Linked DNA regions of Homo sapiens: region 2 is linked to region 1. A link is an interaction called in ENCODE POLR2A ChIA-PET data of the cell type or tissue named here. Cell type or tissue: PC-3. All regions are shown on one strand. Each heading gives the region's core, and the rest is flanking DNA. Links, peaks and the distances in the headings are about the cores only.

What was found. Peaks named below come from ENCODE experiments on the same cell type or tissue, not always from the same donor. Only the 100,000 strongest peaks of a DNase experiment are listed, where the experiment ranks them.
Region 2: POLR2A ChIA-PET joins it to region 1 with 7 read pairs; 4 of 35 experiments call an interaction of 5 or more read pairs at or near these places.

The regions. Positions count from the first base shown.
Region 1 is chr10:69,466,970-69,470,969 of GRCh38, forward strand. All of the region lies in intron 1 of TSPAN15 (tetraspanin 15), which reads left to right. Among named protein-coding and RNA genes, the nearest start is that of TSPAN15, 18 kb to the left of the region's middle. In PC-3, for the core only: no CTCF peak of the experiment used is centred there; a DNase peak (open chromatin) is centred at 1,942; H3K4me3 peaks cover 384 bases; H3K27ac peaks cover 1,199 bases.
Region 2 is chr10:69,642,979-69,654,184 of GRCh38, forward strand. No RefSeq gene overlaps it. Among named protein-coding and RNA genes, the nearest start is that of FAM241B, 18 kb to the left of the region's middle. RefSeq lists an enhancer at 9,537-10,218. In PC-3, for the core only: no CTCF peak of the experiment used is centred there; no DNase peak of the experiment used is centred there.

The sequences.
Region 1 (4,000 bases), core at 1-4,000:
TCTTTGCTGGGTCGCATCAGCGCCAGCCCTCTGGGAGCCCGTTCCTGACCTTTACCTCCTTTCCCGGCTGCCACTTTCTGCACAGGGTTTCATGGTCATGTTGGCTTGTCGCATGCATCTTCTCTTGTCCTGATTTTCTTAAAGCAGAGGAGAAAAGGATTTAAGGTGACAAGAGACCCTCCTTCTCCCTTCCCCCAGGCCTCTTCCCCATGCAGTGAGGGGCATGTTCTAAAGCCCTCGGCACCCTGTTTCCTAATAGGTGCACTTGGATGTGTAATAGGTAGGTTCCCATTACAGCCTGTATTTAGCTCCAAGTAGCAGTTAGTGAAACATCTGGTTTGGGCATTAATTCCAGGCCAGAACAGGCCACCAGACCCAGGCCTCTGGTGAGCTGACCCTTGCCTGGGGCCACTGAGACTTTCCTGATGGCACTGAATCTGGTCTGAAGCTTTAGGCAAAGGAAGACGCAAACCTGTAGTAAACAAACCTCTTCCTTTAGCCAGGTGTGGTGGCATGTGCCTGCAGTCCCAGCTACTTGGGAGGCTGAGGCAGGAGGATCGCTTGAGCCCAAGAGGTTGAGGCTGCAGTGAGCTATGATCACACCACTGTAGTCCAGCCTGGGCAATAGGGTGAGACCTTGTCTCCTCTAAACAAAACAAAACAAAACAACACACACACACACACACACACACACACACACACACACCTCTTCTTGGAAAACAGAACTTGGTTGCTGTAGAAAAGGTGAAAGAATGTTCTTGGATATAGTTATAGCCACAACACCATTATCATGCCTAAGAAAATACTAAGTTTATGCAAAAACATATCTAATTGTCCCTAAAACATCTCTCATAGTGTCTTTAAAAAAATCAGGACCCAGCATCACAGTTTATACATTGCGTTGGGTTTCTTTTTCATAAAAAATGTCCCAGTGCATCTGAAACTTGAGGGGTGACCTCTGAGGCCCTGAATGTTATAGCATCTGGGGTCCTGATGGGGACTGTCGTGTGTTACTTGCCTACGTTGTACCTGATCCAAGACCTACCGGGGCCAGCTGGTTCCTTTTGTTGTTTAAGGGAAATTCAGAAAGCCAATTAGGAAAGGCTTGCCTGGAAAACTGTCCCCACCCATGAGACTCCAGCCCCCGCCCCCCTCCCCCACGTTCTCATTAGGAGAGCTGATCGGTGTCTGGAAGCCAGACCCAAGACTCCCTGAGTCCCCACCCTTAATCACCAGGTGCACACACTGGGCCCTGTGTCAGGCACTGGGGAAAGATGCTCTAAAGAACTGAAAGACCCCCAGCTGGCTGCCCACAGCCTGCCTGGGGAGACCCGGTGTGCCCTGGTGTGGCCGGGTCATGGCTCTTGGCAAGTCAGTGCACTGATGTGTAGGGCAGTGGCTCTTTGTTCCTTGGTTCTGATGCTTGGGGTAGGCTGGGGTAGGGCCGAGAGAGCTCCCTTCTCTCATACCAGATGGGGAGCATTATCAGGTGGCTGGAGTATCCCCTAATCAATACTTTCTGTATCAAGCTGCGATAGAGGAAATGGACTTTTTTTTTTTTTTGAAAAAGTTAAACGCACAGAAAAATGGAAGGAGGAATTCAAAGAACATCTGCCTGCTTCTGAGTTATCAGTTGTGAACATCTTGTCTTAAGAGCTCTCTCTAAATACACCACTTCTTTTTTTGCCAACCCAGCTACAAGGAGGCTGCAGTCGTTGTGACCCCACTCCTCTAAATACCCCAGCATTCGCCTTCCCAGAAAGGGCATTCTTCCTCACACCACTGCTGTCCATCTGATTAAAAAAAAAAAATCACCATGAAATCAAACTTTTCAGTCCTATATACAGGCCACATTTCTTATGACATTCCTGTGTTGTAAGAAATATGTTTGTTCTTTGTCCCCAGTTCCTGGCACAGAGCTCTTAAAACCCTTGGAATTTCCTGATAGGAATGCTTTTTGTTATTAATAATGAGCCCGTTTAGTCACACCTGAGTTTACGCTGATGCGATGACTTAGGGTAAGGCCCTAGACGGCCTTAGGATGGGGCGAATCACCAGAAACACCAAATAATTAGAGGGCTGGACAGAAAGGGTGAGGGTGGGGGTGGGGGTTGGGGCTTGGAGATTGAGCTCTATGTAAAACTTTTTTTTTTTTTCCAGCTCTCAACCAGTAGAAGAGAAAAACTCTTGAACAATGAGATTTGATGAGCTTCTGGGTTTGGGAACTCACTGAGGTGTTAAGGGGTGAGCGTGGGCTCAGAGAGGGCCTGGGAGCTCCCTCCCCACCTTGCCCAGTGCATCTCCTCCCTCTGGCTGTTCCTGAGTTGTATTCTTTGTAATACACTGGTTAATATAAGTAACCCTGAGTTCTGTGAGCCATTCGCGCAAATTATCAAACTTGGAGAAGGGGTTGTGGGAACCCCTGACTTATAGCCAGACTTTGAGTCCTGGACTTGTGATTGGCATCTGAAGGTCAGGCAATCTTGTAGGCTCTTTTGAGACAGAGTCTTACTCTGTCACCCAGGTTGGCCGGAGTGCAGTGGCTTGATCTTGGCTCACTGCAACCTCTACCTCCCAGGCTCAAGCAAACCTCCACCTCCCAGGCTCAAGAAATCCTCCCACCTTAGCCTCCCACGTATTAGGTTGGTGCAAAAGTAATTGCAGTTTTTGCCATTACTTTTAATAATAATATTTTTTTAAATAGCTGGGACAACAGGTGGACACCACCACGTCCAGCTAATTTTTGCATTTTTTTGTAGAGATGAGATTTTGCCATGTTGCCTAGGCTGGTCTCAAACTCCTGGGCTCAAGCAATCTGTCCACTTTGGCCTCCCAGAGTGCTAGGATTACAAGCATAAGCCACCATGCCCAGCCTAATCTCGTGGGCTTGAGCACATTAACCTGTGGGATCTGATGCTAACTCCAGGTAAATGTGTCAGAGTTGAATTAAATTGTACGACACCCAGCTGGTCTCTCAAGAGAATCAAAGAACTGTCTGATGGTATTGGAAAGCACCTCATTCCCCAAATGTTCTTTGTGGTGATATTTTACCCAATTCAGGATCCACCCAAGGTTTGTACATTACTTCTGGCTCTATGTCTCTTTAATCTCCCCCAGGCTAGACTATCCTTACTTCTTTTGAGTCCTTTGAAGCCTCCAGGCCACTTGATCTGTAGGATGTCTGAGTTGCTTCATAGCTTCACAGCTTCCTCATGATTAGGTTCAGGCCACACATTTCCTGCAGGAGCATTTCACAGGGTGTGCAGCGGGAGGTATGGAATATCACATTAGGGGGTGTGTGCTATCTGGCCACACCATGGTTGGCCAGGCTGAACTTGACCAGTCCTCTCCATTGCAAAGGCACCTTTCCCCATGATGATGAACACATAGGCTGATGTGAAACACCCTGGTGAAAGAACTTTTAAAAGTTAATCTGAATGTGAGACTCCCCTGCTTAAATTATTTCAATTATTTCCCTATTCCAGCCTCAAAATACACTGCCTGCTTCTAGACACCTTCACATGCCCACTGTGGTCCAGGCCACTGTCACCTCACATTGGTCACCACAGTAGCTCCCTGACCAGCCCCTCCCACCTGCATCTCCCAGTCTCTTGGCATAGCAGTCCAAGCAACTCTTTTAAAGATCACAGCCAGGCATGGTGGCAAGTGCTACTTGGGAGGCTAAGGCAGGAGGATTGCTCAAGCCCAGGAGTCCGAGACCAGCCTGGGCAACATAGCAAGACCCCATCTCAATTATTTAAAATAAAAAAAGATCACAGTTGGAACAGAGCACTTCTCTGCAAACTTTCAGTGCCTCCCATCCACTCAGAGCAAAAGTCAAGTCTTCTCAGTGGCCTCAGAGTCCCCTCCTGATCAGCCCACTGCCTCATCTCCTACATGCTCCCTCTCCAGCAGCCCCGTCCCCCTTGCTGTTTCTTGAAAACACAGGCACATCCCAAGGCCATGGTGCCTGCTTGGATGCTTATTCATGTATCCGTGT
Region 2 (11,206 bases), core at 2,146-6,145, 180 kb after region 1:
CCCTTCTATAGGAAGGCCCTGTGCTGGGTGCTGCCCTCCATCTTCCCCCAAGGTTCTTACAGTCTAATGAAGAGGCGGTGTGTGCAACACTAACTCCACTTCAGCAGTTCAGTGAAAACAACACCATCTTTAGACAATATAAAAGTCATTTTCTCCCTGTAAGTTAGGAGTAGAGAATACAGAGGGGGCTTAGGTACCTTCACAAGGTTATCAGGAATGCAGGCCCCTCATCCAGCACCTGTGCCTCATCGTTCAAGATGGCTGCAAAGCTCCAGCCATCGTGCTGTCATTCCCATCAGCAGGAAGAAGAAAGAGGTGAAGACAAATCATCCGTGACCACCCAGACGAGGTCAGCTTCCTGGTCATATGCTCCCTTGGCGTCTTTGCTTCCTCATCACAATGCAGAGAAACTCATTCTTTGTGTCCTTGTTTGATGTTTATTCACGACTCTCCCTTGCCTCCCACCAGGTGAGAAGCTCCATGAAATCTGGCCTCGTGTCTGTCTTCTTTGTTGTTCTAGTCCTGCGGTCCACCGCAGTGCTTGGCATGTAGTAGGTGCTCAATAAGTAGTTACTGATGGAAGGAACACTCAAGATTGTACTTTAAACATGCTCTTAATATTGGGATGAGTCAGAGTTGGCCTGGCCCAAATCTGGAATCTTCTGAATTGGAGTCTGTGACGATGAGTGCTGCTAAGGGCTGTACATACATGACCTTGCTTAATCCTCAGCAGAACGCTGAGAGGAAGATTCTGCCATTTTCTTCAACTAGCAGATGAGAAGACATCATGAGATTGTGGAACTACTAACGGAAAGCTGTGATTTGAACTTGGCTCTCCAACTCAGAACCTCTATTCACTTACCTAGTGACTTTCCAGGACACCAGGGTGACCACAGTCCCCTCTAGACCCCCCTCCTGCAGCCCTGGCTGGCTCCCTTGATTGCCAGCAGGCAGCTCAGTAGCCGTGTGCTCAGTCACAGGTGCTGAGGAAGCATCGTACACTTGGCCCCTTGTCCTGAAGTGGGGCTTCACCTGCAGAAAATGGAGGAAGGGCAGGAGGTGCCAGCATCAACTGGGAGAATGCCAGTTCTCCAGTGCTCCTCCTCCTCTAGCCGATTTCTAGGAGCCTTGTGGTCCAGGGGTTCTTTCAGACTACAGAGGAGGGCAGGTGGGGCTGCCGTGGTCTAGGAGGAGGGCAGGGGCATGCCTTGCAGTGGGTGCTGTGTGTCCTGCGGCTTCCATTTCTGCCCGCTTCTTGGCGGGGCCTGCCTGATAAGGGGAAGGTGATAGGAAACTGATACCCGCCTGTGCTGGGCCCCCTTGAACCATGTGGGGCTTACAGAGCCCCCGGGCCATGGAGCGGTTCTGAGGGACACTGGAGGAGGGGTTCTAGCTTCTCCCCTCAGACTCCACAGAATACCCCAGGTAGGGACTAGATTCTGGCTGGAGTCAAGGCACTCAGACCTCTGCTGGGCAATTTGGCCCAAGCCTCTGTTGCACAGATGGGACACTGAAGGCCAGTGAGGCAACGGGCTTGCCAAGATCACACAGCCCATCAGTGTCAGAGCTGGTGCTGGTTCTCTAAACTGGATGCGCTCTGTGGCTTCTTTGACTGAACAGTTCATCTGGCCCACAGGCCATCCGAAGGGCGTTTGGTGGAGGGTCCTAGTTTGACGCCTGGCTTGAAGAGCGGATCCCTGGCTCTGCTGTGGAGGTCCTGCTGGGACCAGCCATTTCTGATCATGGCTGCCAGAAGGTGGCGCTAGGCACCCAGCTGCCACTTAATTTCCAGAAAAAGAGAATGGCAACCCGGGATCTGGGTGTAATTAGGGCAAGAGGCCAGCTTTGGAGCTCAGCTTCCAATCACCCTCCCGCCCGGGCATGCTTGTGCGTGGGCACCCAGGGGCAGGGGAGGGACTGGAGACCGCACATTGGGTTCCTCTGGTCCCAGACCCTTTGGAAGGTTGCAGTGTGGGCAGTGAATGGGCGCCCAGGTGTGCTCCATTTACTCATCTTGACTAGATGATAACCAGAGATGGAATAAAAGCAGCCAGGATGGGTGGGTGCCTCTCTCCAACAGCAAGACTCAGCCTGGGCCTCAGCTCAGGCCTTTTCACCTGGCTCAGCTCCCCGGCACACCCCCTCGCTTGGCACAGGGCACTTCGTCCCCTGCTGGGGAAGGGCCAGAGAGCTCAGGATGCCCCTGAGAGAGGCTGTCTCATTCCTGGGAACTTCCCCTCCTCCCTTCACCTTTCCTGCGCTCTCTCCATCTCTCCTTCCTGTCCTCTCCCCTCGCTCATCTCTCCTGCCCCTTCTTATCTCTTTCCTCACGCTCACCTCGTCCCAGTTCCTCCAGGGACCCTGCAGGTCTAGCCCCCACCCCCAGCACCTCATCTGCAGAGGCAAACAGGGACCAATACCAGTGAGTTTCTAGGATGTGGTTTCCATGGTGACGGTACATCTCCTGCCTCCTTGGTGCTCAGCCCTGGGCGGGTTGCCGTGGATACTCTCACCTCACTGAGGAGTGATTTGTGGGACTGTTTTTCTTCTTTACTTCTTCTTCTTCTCTCCAGAAATTCCGCTAGCCCAGACAGCGTTTTCCCCACTCACGGCGAACCTGAAGCCTTCTCCAAAGGGCTTCACACCCAGGGCCACTGAGGCCTGGAAAGCATTTTATTTATACGAGGTATTCCTGGTAACCTTCTCCGCCTTTCATAGGGTGCGTGAGTGGTCACCACAGAGAAACAGGCCAAAGCTGACCCGGTGCCCACCTTTTCTGCCCACAGTGTCCTTCCAGGCCCCTGACTTGTTCCATGCCGCCAATGCACGCCAACCCTCAGAGCTTCTGCTCGGCGGCCATTTTCCTTAAGGGTCTTTGGAGAAAGAGTGAGAGTGAGAGGGTGAGGTGGGAATAACGAGCAAAGTGAATCCAGGCAAAAGAGGTAGGTTAGAAGAGGGAGAAGTACCGGAAAGGGAGGAATGAGAGGTGGGCAGACTGGGGGAGCTCGAAGGGAGAGGGAGAGGTGGAGGGTGAAAGTTGGTCACCAGAGAAAGCCAACCCATGAGTCCGCAGCAGGAGTCCTCTGGTGTTAATGCCCTTTATAAATCACTCCGCAGCCCCAAACCCAAAACAGGCCTCTTCTTTCTCTGCAAAGTAGAAAATGTGTTCGTCGACATAAAAACATGTTAAGTACATTGTGGCCCTCGTTCCCCCCAAGTTGAAAGCCATTACAATAATTAATTAAGGCAGGAGATTAATTAAAGAGTCGTTTCCCCCCATTCTCCCTGAGTAGATCAATCAGGAGGCGGGAGAACATGTGCTACTCGGCAGACAGAGAAGGGGGGCTGGAGGGGAGGCCGAGGGGCAGCAAGGCAGTTACAGACACAGCTAGAGACAAAGGACTTCCGTGCTGGGGGCTGGGGGCTGGGGGCTGGGGCTGAGAGGAGCTGGCAAGGAGGCCCCCAGGAGGGAGAGCTTGCTCTGCTTCCAAGGACCTGTGATCTGGCTTCCCTTCTTGGTGTTCACAGCGTGAGGGTCGCTGTCACCATGGAAACAGGCCTGGGGACAGGAGGAATATCAGCTCTCTGCTCCTGGACTCCTGGATTCCCCTCTGGGAGTGAGAGTTCCCAGTGAGCAGAGTTGAGGCCCCAGGAGGCCTTTCTGTGGAGTGGCATGAGGGTTGGTGGCCTCCCCACTCCCGTGCCAGGCCCAAAACCAACTCCACACGAGCATTGTCAGGCTGATGACAAGCCTGAAAGTTCTGTTCCTCACATGTGCCACACTGCAGACAGGACAGACTGGTATGAGCTCAGGCTGAGAATCATGAGTCTTTTAGGTAACTTTTCTCATTTTGCTAAATTTTGAGTTCTTAATGATTGCTTTCTCCCTTTCACTCTCCCTCTCTTTCACTCTCTTTCTTCCTCTTTCTTATGCCTTTGGCCAATCTATTTTCCAGCTGAATTTCATATTTCTAAGAAATGTTTATATCATGTAGTGTGTTTCATGTGTGCATAGTGGGTTTAACCCATTCCACCCTGTGTCTCCGTCTTGCTTACTTTTGAGCCTTCCAGAACTTCCCGATTGATTTGTTCAGAAGCACTGCTCTTATGTTTCTCTATTTTGTATGATATTTTTCATATTTCTAATAAACATTATAAAGGGATGGTGTTCCATAGATGATTCCCCATGATATCCCTGGTATCGTTTCCTCCTTTCTGTTGTTTTATTTTAGGTTTTTGTATCTTTGTGCGTGCGTGGACTTAGCAGGCAGTTAGCTTTTCCTGTTGAGAGGAGATGGCTCAGCAGAGGCGGGTGATGAGGGAGCAGCTCATCCAGCACCTACTCTGCCACTTACAAAGTGTAACTCAGAATCATGAAGCGGCGCACCTTTTACTCACCCTGTCATTATGGATGGGGGCTTAATAGGCACTAGGTTTTGGAAACCCATGGTGGACAAGACAGATGTGGTCCCTGCCTTCTGGGGAACAACAGTCTGGTGGGAGAGACAGACATCAAACAATAAATACACAAGGATATAGCTACAAATTGTGAAAAATACCACGCAGGCAAAACCTAGGTTCTTTGATAGAGAACAGCATATGCCTACTTTAGGCTAGGGGTCAGGAGGAGGTGACATTTACACTGCAGCAGAAGCCAGCCAGACAAAGTGTGCAGTGAAGAGTGATGGTCCCCAGCAGGGGTGGAGCCGTCGGAAGCTGATGAAGCTTCAGCCTGGGGGCCCTTCGGTGCACTGGAGCCTCACAAGGCTCTGGGGGTGGCCCTAGCAATAATGGGTCCACATGGTCACATGTTTTTGTAAAAATTGTATAAAGTACTTTAACTGAAATCAGTTAAGAGCACTGACAAGTGGCCAGGTAGGGAACCACTGGGACCTGGCTAAGGGAATGCTGAGTTGGGGAGTCTATTTGGGTTTAGGGAGATGTATTTACATGCTCGTGGCACTGCCATGTATGGTCAAGGTCAAGGTCAAGGCCATCGTGGGGTGGGAATGGCTTCCAGGCACATTCTTCCTGCCTATTGTGCTAGGCAAGAAGGTGCAGTGTTTGGGGTTGACCTGAGCAGGCCCTTTTGCTGGTGGGGAGTGTGGCAGGTGGGGCATGGAGGAGCATGTGGCTGGGAAGGTGCAGAGGCAGATTCAGGGTCTGGAATATTGTTTTGAATTTCGCGAAGTTTGTGGAATTTCTCAGCTCCTTAAATCTTGTTATTTGTTTGGACTTCTCTCATTCTAAACAAGTTTTCACTTTTATGCCTAATTTTGCTTTTGAGTTTCTGAATTTCTTTTTTGTTTTTTTTTTTCTTTTCCAGAGACAGGCCTCTCTCTGTTGCCCAGACTGGAGTGCAGTGGTGTGATCTCAGCTCACTGCAGCCTCGACATCCTGGGCTCAAGTGATCCTCCTACCTCAGCCTCTTGAGTAGCTGGGACCACAGGTATATGCCACCACACCCAGCTAATTTTTGTATTTTTTGTAGGGATGGCATTTTGCCATGTTGCCCAGGCTGGTCTTGAACTCCTGAGCTCAAGTAGCCCACCTGTCTTGGCTTCCCAAAGTGCTGGGATTACAGGTGTGAGCCACCGTGCTGGGCCCTGCATTTCCTTTTTATGGAACCTGGGCCCTCCACCCTTCAGCAGGGATCTGGGCTCTGCCCCTGTCTGCTGAGCCTGTCTTCTCCTCTGTGGCTGAATGGTGCTCAAGGGGACGTCCTCGGGGTGGGATTGGCTGAGGCCCCACCCTGGAGGCTTCTGGGGCTGCTTCCAGGTGTCACCATTTCCCTCACCTAGGAGAGGTGGGGCCAGGAGGCAGACAGAACAGGCCCTAGGCCCAGGACCAGGGCCAGCTGTTTCTCCTTGGACACCCGGCGCACCCTGTGCTTAGAGCTTTTCAGAACTAGCATTTTCAACCCTCTCTTCTCTTCCTCTACCCCCGGCCCTCAGGCTGCAGTGCCTTGAATAATCCCATTTAAGAATCATTTGGGGTTAAGGCATCACCTTCTCCAGTTGTTTTCTTTTTCTTTTTCTGTTTTCTTTTGAGATGGATTCTTGCTCTGTTGCCCAGGCTGGAGAGCAGTGGCACTATCTCAGCTCACTGCAACCTCCACCTCCCAGGTTCAAGCGATTCTCCTGCCTCAGCCTCCCGAGTAGCTGGGACTACAGGTGCGCACCACCATGCTCAGCTAATTTTTGTATTTTTAGTAGAGACGGGGTTTCACCATGTTGGCCAGGATGGTCTCGATCTTTTGACCTCATGATCTGCCCGCCTTGGCCTCCCAAAGTGCTGGGATTACAGGCGTGAGCCACCATGCCCGGCGAGGTTTTCTTTTTTAAAATAGCCAGTGCTATCACTCAGTGTTTACATATTAAAATATGTAGGTGATATATCCAGTGGACAGAGCAAGATAAAAATACACACATAATTTTTATCCACAATACATAAAATTATCCCAAAGGAATGTGCATACACTGAGAAGGATGGGTGGGAATCCACAGTAGCATAGAAAGGCCTTGTGGGTTGCTTGTGTTTTATGAGTATGTGTGTGTTTGTGTGTGTGTTTGTGTGTGTGTTGAGGGGAGCAGTCTATGGGGATAAATGCAAAGTAGCCTAAAGAATTTTCCAAAGAAAAATGAAAGCCCCAACAGGCCTGGCTGTGGTGGCTTCTGAAGGGGGACCCAGGCCTGCTTGGATGAGGGGCTCAGCAGGAAGCCTGACCCCACCAGGTGCCTTCAGCTGGCTCCCCTCGGGCCAAAGCCCCGACACACCACCACCCCACAGGACAAAGCCTGGAACTGAAACTGGTTTTGAAAAGTGGGATTTGTACACAGCCCCAGGGAATGCAGCCCATGCCCTTCACTCTCATTGGCTGTTGCCCAGTGCCGTGCTTTCCTGTGGGCGAGGACAGGGTTGAGGGGGAGATGTCCCTCTGAGGTTCTTGAAGTTCTGCCTGACTGCCCCCACTGCCCTCCAATGACTCCCCTCCAGCCTGAGTTTCCTCCCCAGCCACGGTAGGAGCCCTGGAGCCCCAGAGATGCTCATCAAAAGCGTGTGCAGTGTACCCCTTTGAATCCCCCTCGCCTTCTTGTTCAGAAGCCCCATGAGTAAAGCAGACAGAAGCTGAGCTGCTGCATCTTAGACAAGTCTTTGAGGGGTGAGGGTGGCTCAGTGGCAGTGGGTGTCTGAGTGTCACCCCTCTGCCCCACCCTCCACTCAAAGTCAGGAACATGGACCTTACTCCTGTTCACTTTGCCCTGAACCCTGCCTGGAGTGCAAAATGCTTCCCTCTCCTTCCACATCTCCCTGCGGCTCTTGCCCTTGGCAATGCCTAGAAAGTGCAGAGGAGTGAGGCCACCTGCCGGACATCCTGCAGCTTTCTCCTCAAATTCCAGCTGCCTGGCTCCTAGGATACCAGTGCTAGCTTGCGGCCCCTTCCTTGGGGCTATGACTGCCTTGTCCCTCCTTGTTTACACTTTTCAAGCGGCAAGACAAAGATTGGTTGAAGAGTAAGTGGTGTCTACAGCTGCCTTGAAGAAGAGCAGGAGTGTGTCTTGGGGCTGCATGCTACTCAATTCCTAACAATTTCTTATGTTCTGGCCCTATTTCTACTGGCCAGCCCTGGGGGGTGGGGGTGCAGTGGGGAGGGTAGGTTGAGGAATAGGAGCAAGGGGTTACACAGCTGGTCTGTGCAGGGAGGTCTGGGGGGTAGCCCACTACAGTCTCCAGGTCCCCTTGGGCATGTGACTGAGCACTTCCTTGGTTGATGGACTGGCTGAGGCCTAGGAGCCAGTCTCGGGTCCTTTCTTCCCTCATGGCCCTAGGACAGGCCTGATGAGGCTGGTGGGGTAGGGGCGAAGCTGTGGGTCTTCGGCCACTATTGGAACCCTGTGGACTAGATAAAGAATGTAGCAAAGGAGACAGTGACATTTGGCCAGCCAGCCCGTCCCCCATCTGGAGACCCCCCATCTGGAGAGTATGTGATGAGCTCACGTCCCCTGGGGTTTCTTCCACGGTGGGAAGAACTCTTTGATCCTTGCCTGAGGCTGTTTTTAGTCCCAGAGTCCAAGCTTGTGATGTGCCCAACGCTGGGTTTCCTGGGGCTGCCCCAATGTCTCTGCTGCATGGATGCCGTGATTGGGCTTGGGAGTAACCACATTTATGTCATCCGCCACCCCGGGGGGATGTGGGCATCTGGAGGAAGCTGCAAACCTCCGTCCCACCTCTGCCGGGAGCAGGAAGCACAGGCAGTGAGGCACCTACAAACCCGCTTCCTGGAGTCATACTTCATTTCCCAAATTAAGAAATCACGCAAGGAAAAGAATAAGCATCCATGTTTTAAAACAAACAGGAAGTTGTTATGGCCACTTTGGGCAGAGGGACGTCTATGTCATGGGAGTCCTGCATGGGCAGCTTTGTCTGGGTTTTGCCATTGAACAAGCATTGGCCGAATGCCTGTCAAGTACGAGGCCTGAGAAAAGTCCTGAGACTGGGGCATATAGAGGTCAATAAGTGGTGGTTCTTGCTGTCACCATGTTCATAGTCTAATGTGCGTGTGACAACAGTGCAGGGAAAGCAGGAAACAGGGCTCCTGGGGGCTCAGAGTCAGGGTGAGCAGCCTGCACCCTGGGGACTGGGGAAGGTACACTGGGCTTTTCTGGCTGCCACGACCTGCTCCTCTGCTTTCGTCCCAGGGCCCTGTTATTCCCTGAGGATCCACCTGTCCTGCACAAAGCCCTTATGCTGCGGACGCAGCGAACTCTGCTCCAGCTTCTGGTAGAAATGGATCCCGCTGGGTTCACACCAGCCAGCATATTCCATTCTTGGCCTCGGCCACTGGCTCCTGGGTGGACATGTGGTTCAATCAGAGTGAATCTCGGGACATCTGCTTTGCCTGCTGAGAGGTTCTCTCTCTCTTGTCTCTTGTCTCTGTCTCTGATGTGAGAGATGAGCATGTAGTCAAGGGAGATTCTAAAAGTCACCTTGAGATCACACAGGAAGTCAGCCTTATGATAAAGATAAAGCCATGAGAAGCAGAGGTGAAACAATGAAACTAGGTCCTTGGTGACATTTTTGAGCCCCTGGGTCAAGCTGATTAGCAGCGGCGGGCTGCTCGGAGCGGCTGCTGCCATTGCACTGGCTGCAGCAGTGGGGTGCAGGCGGTGGCCACAAGAGCAGATGTGGGAGTGGCAGTGGTGGCAGTGGGATCCCTGTGCCCTGCATCCCCTGTGCCCCCCATACCCGAGGCAGCTGACTGCACCTTTCTCACAGTTGTGTGGCTGAGTGGGACCCACTGCCAGGCCTGGAGCCTCCGCCGCTCTGGACTCTGCCTCTACATTGCCACTGTCGCCCACTTCTGCTGCAGGGAGGAGGCAGACAGTCCCTGGAGCCTGCCCCTGGGAGCCTCCCAGAGTCCGCTGCCCTGGGGGCCACTGCAATGGGGCCGGGCAGAGTCACCTGATGGTGGGGGAGCAGCACAGTTAGAGGCAGAGGGGCCAGCAGAGAGGGGCCCTGAGGCAGACCTGGGCCCAGGGTAGAGCTGGCAGGAGCCGGGCGTGGCTGCAGCTGCCCAAGTTGTTGCTGTGGACCTGGCCTCCCCATGCTTTTGGGGGCCAGGAGCAGGCAAGAGTCCTGCCCTCCTGGGCACAGCTGCAGTCGCCCAGCTGTGACTGTGGACCCAGGCATCTCTGCAGTCTCTGGTGCCTAGGAAGGCCCCCCCTTATCCCTGCAGGCTTGAAGGTGTCTGCTTCCACTGCCTGGCCTCTCCCCACTACCAGCACCCACTCCGATCTCAGAGTAAGGATGGGACCAAGCCCGGCGCTGTCACAGCCCAGCTGGGTGTGCACACACTCAGGGTAGTGCTGACGTGCCAGCCCCCTGCCTCCTCAGCCCTCTCTGGACTTTGGGCACTGACAAGCACAAGAAAGAGGCTGAGAGGGTGTGAGGACAGCTCAGCACTGGCCTGCAGGCACCCCTTGGTATGAATGGCCTGGGTGCCCTCAGCAGGGGCAGGAGGCAGACAGGCTCCTGGGCAAAAGAGGGTGGGTCCCCGATGAAGACACACCTTCAAGCTGGGGAGGTCCTGAAGCCGGGGGGCTGGGCCACCAGTCCTGTGAACCAGAGGGGCAAACTTGTGGTGCTTTTCCTTGGGCCTGCCCATGGCTGCGCATGGATCTATCAGCACACATTTCCTCCCTTCTCAAGCCCATAAAAACCCCAGACTCAGCGAGACTCAACTAGAAGATGGAGAGAGGATGGGACAATCAGCTGCAGAGAGGAGCTATCCTCTCTGCTGAGAGCTGAAGAGACGTTGGGACAACCAGCATTACAGCTGTAGAGAGAAGCTACCCTCTCTGCTGAGAGCTGAACACTTGTATGGACACCCTGGCTACAGAGGGGAGTTGCTCACTGTGGGTCTCCTCTGAGCTGTTCCATTGCTCAGTAAAGCTCCTCTTCATCTTGCTCACCCTCCACGTGTCTGTGTACCTCATTCTTCCTGGACACAGGGCAAGAACTGAGGACTTCCCAAATGGCAAGGCTAAAAGACCTGTAACACAAACAGGGCTGAAACATGCCCCTTGCTCTCCAAGTTGTGGGTGAAGAGAAGAAGAGAACAGCTGCAGCCCTTTGGGGACCCCAAACCTGGGAGCTCCCTGAGCCAGGGCTGTGACTCCCTCTTTGGGGCCCTGCGGTTCCTGGCATCTCCAAGCTTCTAGGCACCACCACATTCTGCAGTGTCAGCTGGGGAAGCGGCTTGTGGTACACCTGGTCCAGCCACAGCCTCCCAGAGAGCCGGCACCTGTGCCTGCTGGCACCTGGAGCTGCCCACCCCACAGCGGCAGCTCGTGTGTCTGACTGTGCACAGTGGCTGGACCCCACACTTGCTTACATACCCCTCACTACTCCACACCTGACTCGCAGTCTCCCTGGGAGGTGTGGGATCCAGGCTGGTAGTGTAAACTGAGTGCAGACTGCCAGGCTGAGTGGGCAGAACAAGCCCAGTGGGCCTGAGCAAAACTGGGGCAAAGGCACCACCAGCCACAGAAGTTTTCAGCCAGAAAAGCAACACCCCAAGGATCCTGTAACAAAACCAGTCCTGACATTCACTTTACCTCTGAATTTCCCTGCTTATGTGAACAATACATTCCTTTTTTTATTTAAACCACTCTGAGATAGCTTTTGTTGTTGCTGCTGCTGTTGT